2 separate regions of the Homo sapiens genome follow, and region 2 is linked to region 1. Evidence: chromatin contacts called from ENCODE Hi-C or POLR2A ChIA-PET data. All regions are on one chromosome and are shown on one strand. The core of a region is the stretch at or near the end of the contact, and the rest is flanking DNA. Distances in the headings are between cores, read along the strand shown.

What was found. Hi-C counts contacts between places; a loop is a spot of excess contacts on that map. ChIA-PET counts read pairs that join two places held with the same protein, here RNA polymerase II (POLR2A). Pooled maps may share reads with other maps.
Region 2: a loop to region 1 is called in a map of vagina, with 8 times the contacts of the local background. The contact joins the promoter of PSMG4 here to the enhancer-like site in region 1. A Hi-C loop is called at or near these places in 1 of 168 maps with a recorded cell type or tissue (vagina) and 5 of 50 pooled maps. POLR2A ChIA-PET finds 5 or more read pairs at or near these places in 1 of 52 experiments (OCI-LY7).

Annotation. Positions count from the first base shown.
Region 1 is chr6:2,938,006-2,942,713 of GRCh38, forward strand. No RefSeq gene overlaps it. Among named protein-coding and RNA genes, the nearest start is that of SERPINB6, 31 kb to the right of the region's middle. Within about 2 kb of position 2,391, at least 9 of the 41 ENCODE cell types and tissues checked have a DNase peak (open chromatin) inside an H3K27ac peak, as active enhancers do.
Region 2 is chr6:3,257,078-3,261,785 of GRCh38, forward strand. It overlaps PSMG4 (proteasome assembly chaperone 4), which reads left to right and starts at 1,870. Exons shown (of 3, transcript NM_001128591.2): 1 at 1,870-2,119. The coding sequence starts at 1,946. RefSeq lists silencers at 1,690-1,939, 2,060-2,179, 2,230-2,329 and an enhancer at 2,450-2,579.

The DNA.
Region 1 (4,708 bases), core at 1,141-3,640:
CATGTGGGCTTGGAGAATGAGTGCAAGGTAAGTCTGGCAACCTGGGCTCTCCTTCAACTGCCCCCGTCAAACTGCGTTGTTCTGCCGGTGGATGGCCTGCCTGCATGCCGGTGCCTGCTGGTGCATCCCATTCCTCTCAACTTCCAGCCGCTCGTGTGTTCCTCCACTGATGTACTCCTCTCGATATGCAGCCACCTGTGTGTCTGCCTGCTAGCGTCTCAGGGTTTTACAGGCACAGGGTAGGGGCGTGGCAGGCCAGGGTGGTCTTGAGAAGTGCAACATTGGGGCAGGAAAACAAAAATGCCTGTCCTCAACTAGGTCCGTGGGCACAGGCCCAGGGTTGGAGCCCTAGCCAGGGACCACGCCCTTCCCCCCCCCGCCATGTTATTTAAAGAGAGCACACCCTTCCATATCAGTGGAATGGCTAAAACAAGCTAATTCCCATACGCATTACCTCATCTATTTTTTTTGTGATGAGAATGTCAGAGTAGGCGGTTAGACGTGAGCAGGGCATGCACGGGCCCCCAAGAATGTTGGACATTTGTCAAGCCACAGTCACAATTATAAATCTGTCCCTCTGAAATAATGAGCAAGACAAGGAAGGGACCCCAGAGCTGTCTGGTTCTCATTGGGACCGGGATTGAAGGGCATAAAACTATCCCTCTAGGGTAATAAGTGGCCATGGCTGGCGCTGGGAATAACAGGAGTCTTGCAACAGACAGAAGACACCTGGAGTTAGCAAGGCAGTCCCAGACAAGGTTTTGAGCATGTGCAGTAATAGAAAGGTGTGAAATTTACCCGGTGTATGACTTTCCTCTAGGGGCGCTCGACCAGTAAGGGAGAATTGCATCTAATGGGCATGCGCACAACTTCAGTAACCATCCAGCGCCTACTGGGAGGGCTACTGGGCATGCAATACTTGAGGGCCAGCCCGGGAGGTGAAGAACAAAGAGTGGAGACAGCCTGGAAAAGAGTAAGGGGTATAAAAACTGTAAGCAGGCCTGGGGTGGTGGCTCACGCCTGTAGTTCCAGCACTTTGGGAGGCTGAGGCAGGTGGATCATGAAGTCAGGAGATCAAGACCATCCTGGTTTACATGGTGAAACCCTGTCTCTACTAAAAATACAAAAAATCAGCCAGGCGTGGTGGCAAGCACCTGTAGTCCCAGCTACTCGGGAGGCTGAGGCAGGAGAATCGCTTGAACCCTGGAGACAAAGGTTGCAGTCAGCTGAGATTGTACCACTGCACTCCAGCCTGGGCAATAGAGCGAGACTCCGTCCAAAAAAAAAAAAAAATCAAAGCGGAAGCAGCACTTGATTTTTGAAGTCTCCTGCTTGACCCTCTTCCAAGCCTACTTTCTCCAATGAACTTTCACATTGCTTAAAATAAATGTTCCCTTGCCTGTCTCTCATTTGAATTCTTTCCTTTTAAAAGTACAAAGTGAGAAGTGACAGCATGCTGGCAGTCCTCACAGCCCTCGGTCGCTCTGGGTGCCTCCTCTGCCTGGGCTCCCACTTTGGCGGCACTTGAGGAGCCCTTCAGCCCGCCGCTGCACTGTTGGAGTCCGTTTCTGGGCTGGCCACGCAAGGCCGGAGCCGGCTTCCTCAGCTTGCAGGGAGGTGTGCAGAGAGAGGCGCCAGCGGGAACTGGGGCTGTGCGCGGCGCTTGCGGGCCAGCTGGAGTTCCGGGTGGGCGTGGGCTTGGCGGGCCCCGCACTCGGAGCAGCCGGCCGGCCATGCCGGCCTCGGGCAATGAGGGGTTTAGCACCCGGGCCAGTGGCTGCAGAGGGTGTACTGGGTTCCCCCATAGTGCCAGCCCACCAGCGCTGCGCCCTATTTCTCACTGGGCCTTAGCTGCCTTCCCGCGGGGCAGGACTTGGGACCTGCAGCCCGCCATGCCCGAGCCTCCCTGATGAACACCACCCCCTACTCCATGGCTCCCAGTCCCATCGACCACCCAAGGGCTGAAGAGTGTGGGCGCATGGCGTGGGAGTGGCAGGCAGCTCCACCTGCAGCCCCAGTACAGGATCCACTGGGTGAAGCCAGCTGGGCTCCTGAGTCTGGTGGGGACCATGGAGAACATTTGTGTCTGGCCCAGCGATTGTAAATACACCAATCGGCACTCTGTATCTAGCTCAAGGTTTGTAAACACACCAATCAGCATCCTGCATCTAGCTCAAGGTTTAGTGAATGCACCAATTGACACTCTATATCTAGCTACTCTGGTGGGGCCTTGGAGAACCTTTATGTCTAGCTCAGGGATTGTAAACGCACCAATCAGCGCCCTGTCAAAACAGACCACTTGGTTCTACCAATCAGCAGGATGTGGGTGGGGCCAGATAAAAGAATAAAAGCAGGCTGCCGGAGCTTGTAGTGGTAACCCGTTGGGGTTTTCTGTGCTGTGATAAGGTTTGTTCGTTTGCATTTGGCGTCTGCGTTGCCTTTATGAGCTGTAGCGCTCACTGCGAAAATTGTCACTTTATTTCTGAAGTGGGTGAGATGACGAGCCCGGCAGGAGGAACGAAACACTCATCTGTGAAAGTTGCAACTTCATTTCTGAAGTAGGTGAGACGACTCTGTGAAAGTTGCAACTTCATTTCTGAAGTGGGTGAGACGACGAGCCCATTAGGAGGAACGGAACACTCACTGCGAAAGTTGCAATTTCATTTCTATAGTGGGTGAGACGACGAGCCCAGTGAGAGTGAACGAACAACTCCAGGCGCGCCGCCTTAAGAGCTATAGTATTCACTGAGGGTTTGCGGTTTTATTCTTGAAGTCAGTGAAACCAAAAACCAATTTCTGGGTGTAAAAAGACCAAGGTTCTTGCAAGGTTGCTCCTCCCAAATTCCTTCAGATAGGGGAAGACACACAGTTTACAAGAACATTTTGAATCTTACTCATTTTCAAGTATATAATATATATTTTTAATTGTAGCCAACATGACTTACAATAAGTAAACTTAAAAAGATATAAGCCACCCATGTTGGGTGTGGGGGTACATGCCAGTAATCCCAGCTGCGTGGGAGGCTGAGGTGGGGTAGATTGCTGGAGTCCAGGAATTTGAGGCCAGCCTGGGCAACATAACACCCCATTTCTGAAAGTAAACAAAGCCCTAATTATGTTCATTTTCCCCCTTCATTTTCAGATTTCCCATTTTGGCCACGCTTCACATGCGACACATATAGAAGTACACAGCAGCTTCCCCCCTTACCTGCAAGGGATATGTTCAGAGATCTCCAGTGGATGCCTGAAACTATGGATAGTACTGAATCCTATATATACTGTTTTTTTCTATACATATAATAAAGTTTATAAATTAGGTACAGTAAGAGATTAAAAACTCAAAATATGAGTTAAACTCATATGCAATATAATATATGCAATAAAATTGAAATACTGTCAAACTCTGTAAAGTATTTGAAGAGATTTGTTCTGAGCCAAATGTGAGTGACCGTGGCCTCTGACACAGCCCCTGGAGATCCTGAGAACACGTGCCCAAGGTGGTGGTGGTCAGGGGGGAGCTTCTGGGTCGCAGGTGGATTCCAAGATTTTCTGGTTGAAAGTTCATCTAAAGACCTGAAATCAATAGAAGGGAGTGTGTGGGTTAAGATAAGGTGTTGTGGAGACCAAGGGTCTTATTCTGCAGATGAAGCGAGCAGGCTTCAGAGAGCATCTATTGTAAATGTCTCTTTTCAGACTCTCCTGGATCAGGAGAAAGACCCGGAAAGGGAAGGAGATTATCTACAAAAATGTAGATTTTCCCCACAAGAGGCAGCTTTGCAGGGCCATTTCAAAATATGTCAAAGAAATATGTTTTGGGGTAAAATACTTCAATTTCTTTCAGGGCCCGTTGTCTGTCATGTTGGTAGCTAATTGCTAGATAGAGTCTGTTTTGTCAGCGTTAAGGTCTGTTTTAATGTAATGCTGGTCAGCTGTGCCTGAATTCCAACGGGAGGAAGGTAGAATGAGGCATGTCTGAGCCCCTCCTCCCTATTTCACATCGTGGCCTGAACTAGTGTTTCAGGTTTACTTTCGAATGCCTTTGGCTGAGAGGAGGGGTCCATTTGGTTGGGGGGCTTAGAATTTTATTTTTGGGCCAGGCTTGGTGGTTCATGCCTATAATCCCAGCGCTTTGGGACGCTGAGGCGGGCGGATCACCTGAGGTCGGGAGTTCGAGACCAGCCTGACCAACACAGAGAAACCCTGTCTCTACTAAAAATACAAAATTATCTGGGCGTGGTGGCGCATGCCTGTAATCCCAGCTACTCGGAAGGCTGAGGCAGGAGAATCGCTTGAACCCAGGAGGCGGAGATTGCGGTGAGCCGAGATCGCGCCGTTGCACTGCAGCCTGGGCAATAAGAGTTAAGCTCCATCTCAAAAAAAAAAAAAAAAAGTATTTTATTTTTGGTTTACAATAACATACTGTAATAAAAGTTACGTAAATATAGGCCAGGCGCGGTGGCTCACGCCTGTAATCCTAGCACTTTGGGAGGCTGAGGCCGGCAGATCACTTGAGGTCAGGAGTTTGAGACCAGCCTGGTCAACATGGTAAAACCCCATCTCTACTAAAAATACAAAAATTAGCCGGGCGTGGTGGTGCACCCCTGTAATCCTAACTACTCAGGAGGCTGAGGCAGGAGAATCTCTTGAACCAGGGAGGTGGAAGTTGCAGTGAGCCAAGATCACGCTGCACTGCAGCCTGGGGGACAAG
Region 2 (4,708 bases), core at 620-3,119, 320 kb after region 1:
AATGAAGATAAGCATTTTAGGAGAGGGACAAGGAGCTGGGAAAATCTGGCTTTGTCACCTCTATTTTCTGCATAACATCAGAAGCAAGGGCATCTGCTGAACTTGGGTTTGGGTCAGCTCAGGGTTTGGGGAGCATAGTCAAGGGGAGTGAGAGAGGACGCTGTCTAGGGACTGCAGGGCAGTGTTCCAGGGCCGCTGATGTTGGGCATGACTGGCTGTGACCCTCTGCCTGTGTGTTTCCCGAGCAGTGACAGCAAAGCTGGAGAGAGAGAGGAGCATTGAGGTTTTGAGACATGTATAACCAGTGAAACCATCATTACAATCCAGATTGAGAAATTTGCCATGCCAGCCAGGCCTTGAACTCTCCACCGGTCGGTAACTTTGTTTCCTTAATCTTTGGGTCCTCCTAGCTGATTGAAGGGCCTCAAATCACAAAGTAAAGGGATAAAACAATTATGGTGTAGCCATACAATGGAACACTGCTTAGTAATACAAAGACACAAGCCATTGACACACAAGCAGATGAACCCAAGATAATTATGATGAAGGAAAGAAGCTGGACAAAAAACAGTACATACTGTGTGATTCCACTGATACAAAACTCTGGAAAATGCAGACTAATCTGTGTGGCAGGAAGCAGATCAGTGGTTGGGGGCAGGAGTCATTACTGAGGGCAGGAGGGAGTACTGGACGCGTTCACTTTGTGGATTGTGATGATGATTTCACTGGCTATAACGTGTCAAGACTTCAATTTGTACACTATATATGTGCAGTTATTGTATGTTAATCACATTTTAATAAAGCTGTTAAAATATTGACCTGAAAATTAACTGTATTATTGAATCATCGATAATTAGCAAATAGAACTATGGAAAATGCCCTCTTAAATTTCAATTTAGTCAACTTAGATCTATTAGAGATTTTTAAAGCAGACCTTTTATAGTTCCAAGTTAAATCTCTAAAGTCAGTTGTAACAGAATCTGACAAAATGGGCTGTTTTCTTTTACCACCTTCTCTCTTAACCCATCAAGGCTTCCTTTTCTCAACTCTGTAATGTCCTGAAGTGTTCAAGGGGTCTCCCCATAGGTATGACAATGGGATGATTGGATGATTGTTGGTGCTTCCCATTAATCTCTCTTGAGATCCTTTCCACGTCTCCGAAAGGCACCTGTTCTTATTTGCATTTTGCAGATGAGGAAACTGAGTCTCAGAGAGGTTAAGGGGGTAGCCCGAGGCCATGTACATGACTGCAGCTTGGGACTCGGCGTCCAAAAGGGTGCCTGCCCATCCTCCTGCCAACTTAGTTGACACAATTTTCCTTTCTAAAGGCTTTCTCCCAATACCGTTGCCATTCTTAATTAGGGCTGGGTGCCGTCGAAGCCTCCTTGGAGTTAAAGGGCTGCTAGGAGGAGGAGGTGGGACGGGAGGTGGCCGTTCTCAGAGTGCTTGAAGAACTAATTAAAAATCAGTCTTTTTAAATTTTTAATTAAATTAATGTCTGTAGGGCGAAGTGTCACGGCCTGGGAGGACGGTGCGGCTGGCTTCAGCCCTTGAATGCCCCGCGTCAGTAATAATTAGGGGGTGGGGGGAAACAAAGCGAGGGTGAGTTCTGCTGGGCGCCCGTGGACTCCTAGAGGTCACTGTCGCACTCTGCTACTCAAGTGGGTTTCCCCAGCCCGTCCAGAGAGGTACTGGTGTGCGGGAGAGGCCAGCAAGACAACCAGGGACAGCTACTCCGCCCAGGGCCGGCAGCCGCCCCGCCTCGACCACGCCCCCAACCCAAGCCCGGGATCGCCCCTCCCCGACCACGCCCCTCACCCCCGCCCTTCCGGGGCCGAAAGCGAAAGCGCGCTCGGTCTCTCGGTGCTCGCTCCATCGGGTCTGGCGGGGCTGGCAGCGGCGAGGACCCGGGTCTGGCGCTGTGGGCCGGGAGCCGTGGGGCGGCATGGAGGGGCTGGTTGTCGCCGCCGGCGGGGACGTCTCCCTGCACAACTTCAGCGCGAGGCTGTGGGAGCAGCTGGTCCACTTCCACGTCATGCGGCTGACGGACTCGCTGTTCCTGTGGGTGGGGGCCACGCCGCACCTGCGCAACCTCGCCGTGGCCATGTGCAGCCGCTACGTGAGTGCCTGGCGGCCGAGGGTGCGGGCGGCGGGGCGGGGGCGCGGGGGCGCCGGGCCTGCGCGAGCTGCAGCCCCCCAGGCTTCTCTTGGGTCCACAGGGCGCCCTACTCCCCCGAAGCCCACCCGTGGGATGTCTTAGGAAGCCCGCGGGCGCCAGGGCCTGCACCACCTCGGGAGCTGCGCGCGGGCCCCGGGCCCCTCTCCTTGTCCCGCCGCCCCGCAGCTGCGTCCCGCACTGGTCTCTGTAGGTCAGAATGTCTTGGGTCTGTCCTCGCCACACGCTCGCTGGGGGACGCGTCTGCCTCGTAGCTCTCCTGCCATCTGGATTTTGAGCACACTGATAATTTTTTGGGGACTCTTGCGTCTCCACTGGATGTCTCAGGCATTTCGCACTAGGCACACATCAGGCTCTCTTCTCCAAACCTGCTCCCTCCTCCGCCTGACTGGCGCTGTGATGGCAGCTCCATCTTCCTGGCTGTGCGTTCAGAGCCTCGCAGTTGTCTTTGATTCCTCTTTCTTCACACTCCACGTGCTGAGTCCCTAGGCACTGCCGCCAGTCAAAGCAGACAAAACCCAAGCCGCCCTCACCTTCACCCTGCCGCGCTGGGCCAAGCCTGGGACATTATCATTTCCCCTCCTCTCCCGCCTTTCCGGCTTTGCGTGTCGCCGCCTGGTTTCTCCTGGTTTCCTGAGGCAGCTGTAAGAAAGTGCCACAGACCGCGTGGCTTAAAACAACAGAGGTTTATTCTCAAAGATCTGTAGACAAGGTCTCTCACTGTCACCCAGGCTGGGGTACAGTGTCATTATTATAGCTCACTGTCACCTCAAACTCCTGGGCTTAAGTGATCCTCCTTCCTCAGCCTCCCGAGTAGCTAGGACTACAGACATGTGCCACCATACCTGGCTAATTGTGTTTTTTTGTAGAGATGGGGGTCTCACTATTTTGCCCAGGCTGTTCTTGAACTCCTGGCCTCAAGTGATGATCCTCCTTCCTCAGTGAGCCCGACTCTTCTCATAAGGACATCAGTAATGTTGGATTAAGGGCCCATCCTACTCCAGTATAACCTTGTCTTAAATTGTATATATATATATATTTTTTTTTTTTTTTTTTGAAGCAAAGTCTTGCTCTGTCGCCCAGGCTGGAGTGCAATGGCGTGATCTTGGCTTACTGCAACCTCCGCCTCCCAGGTTCAAGCAGTTCTGCCTCACCCTCCTGAGTAGCTGGGATTACAGGTGTGAGCCATCACGCCGGGCTAATTTTTGTAGTTTCAGTAGAGCTGAGGTTTCATTATGTTGGCCAGGCTGATCTCGAAATTCTGACCTCGTGATCCGCCTGCCTCGGCCTCCCAAAGGCAAGCAAGTCCCTTTGGAAGTAAAGAATCTTTATGCTAATCTTTATCCTAAAGTGCCGGGATTATAGGCGTTAGCCGCCGCGCCTGGTCTAAATTACATCTTATTTACATCTGCAGAGACCCTGTTTACAAACAAGGTCACATTCATAGGTACCCAGAGGTTAGGACTTCAACATATTTTTTGGGGAGACACAATTCAGGCCACAACACTGCCTTGTAACCAGGGCAACAGAATGATAGTTTTAAGACTGAAGTTGGATATTTTCATTTCTCTGCTCAAAACCTTTCACGAGGTGAACTCGGAGCACTCGAAGACTCCAGTGACCTTCGGGCTCTGTTACCTCTTAGAGCTCCTGCCTGTCCTCGAGCTGGGCAGTGCTGGCCTCCCAGCCGCATTAGCTCCCTCTCTCAGCCGTTGAGTGTTTCACGGTGAGGTTTGTCTGCTTGCCCAGGGTGAGCGTCTGTTTCTCTAGCTCCTGATGCACCGCTCTCTAAGTCCCTGTGGAATGAATGAGTGAGGCCCCCTCAGCGAGACCCTTCTGAAGCCAGTGAGGCAGTGATGACTGAGGGTGCTGGGGGCAGGAAGTCATGGGTGAGCCTCTTAGCTGTGCACAGCGGCACCTGGGAAGGCCTTGGGAAGGAGATGGCATCTGGATTCCTTTCTTGCTTTTCTTTTCCTTTTCCTTTTTTCTTTTTTTCTTTCCTGGAGGGTCCTGGCAGTGGACCTTTGAGCAGGCGGCAGCGGAAGAGGCCTGGGGGACCAGGGGTGATGGGTGGGGCTGTGTGCTCTGTGCCACCTCGCATTCTCTCTTTATCCCAAGGCATAGTGGGCAGGGCTTTGGGCACTGGTCAGATCTGGTGTCGCTGCCTTGTGCCACTTTGTGCAGTGCTGGTTTGGGCTGGTAAGTTTGGAAGAAGTAGGCTCCTCCTGTGGGTGGTTTTGGTCACCCGACCCCATGGTGGTCACAGCTCCCAGTGAGGTATATTTTCTCATCTGGAAAGTGCCCCTCCAGCAAAGCCAGGCAGGAAAAGGAACAGGGGATTGATTGAGTTACCTGACTTGTCAGAAGTCCAGTCCCTCTCACTGGCCGCAGTGTGCCTGGGTGTTCTCTCCAGGGGCAGAGAGCCGAGCCAGCTGGGGAAAAGAGGTGTAGGCATTAGCTTAAGGCAGGAAGCCCAAGGTTCCTGTGACCCGTGGGGCGGCCCTCCATCTACTGTCCACCTGTGACCCGTGG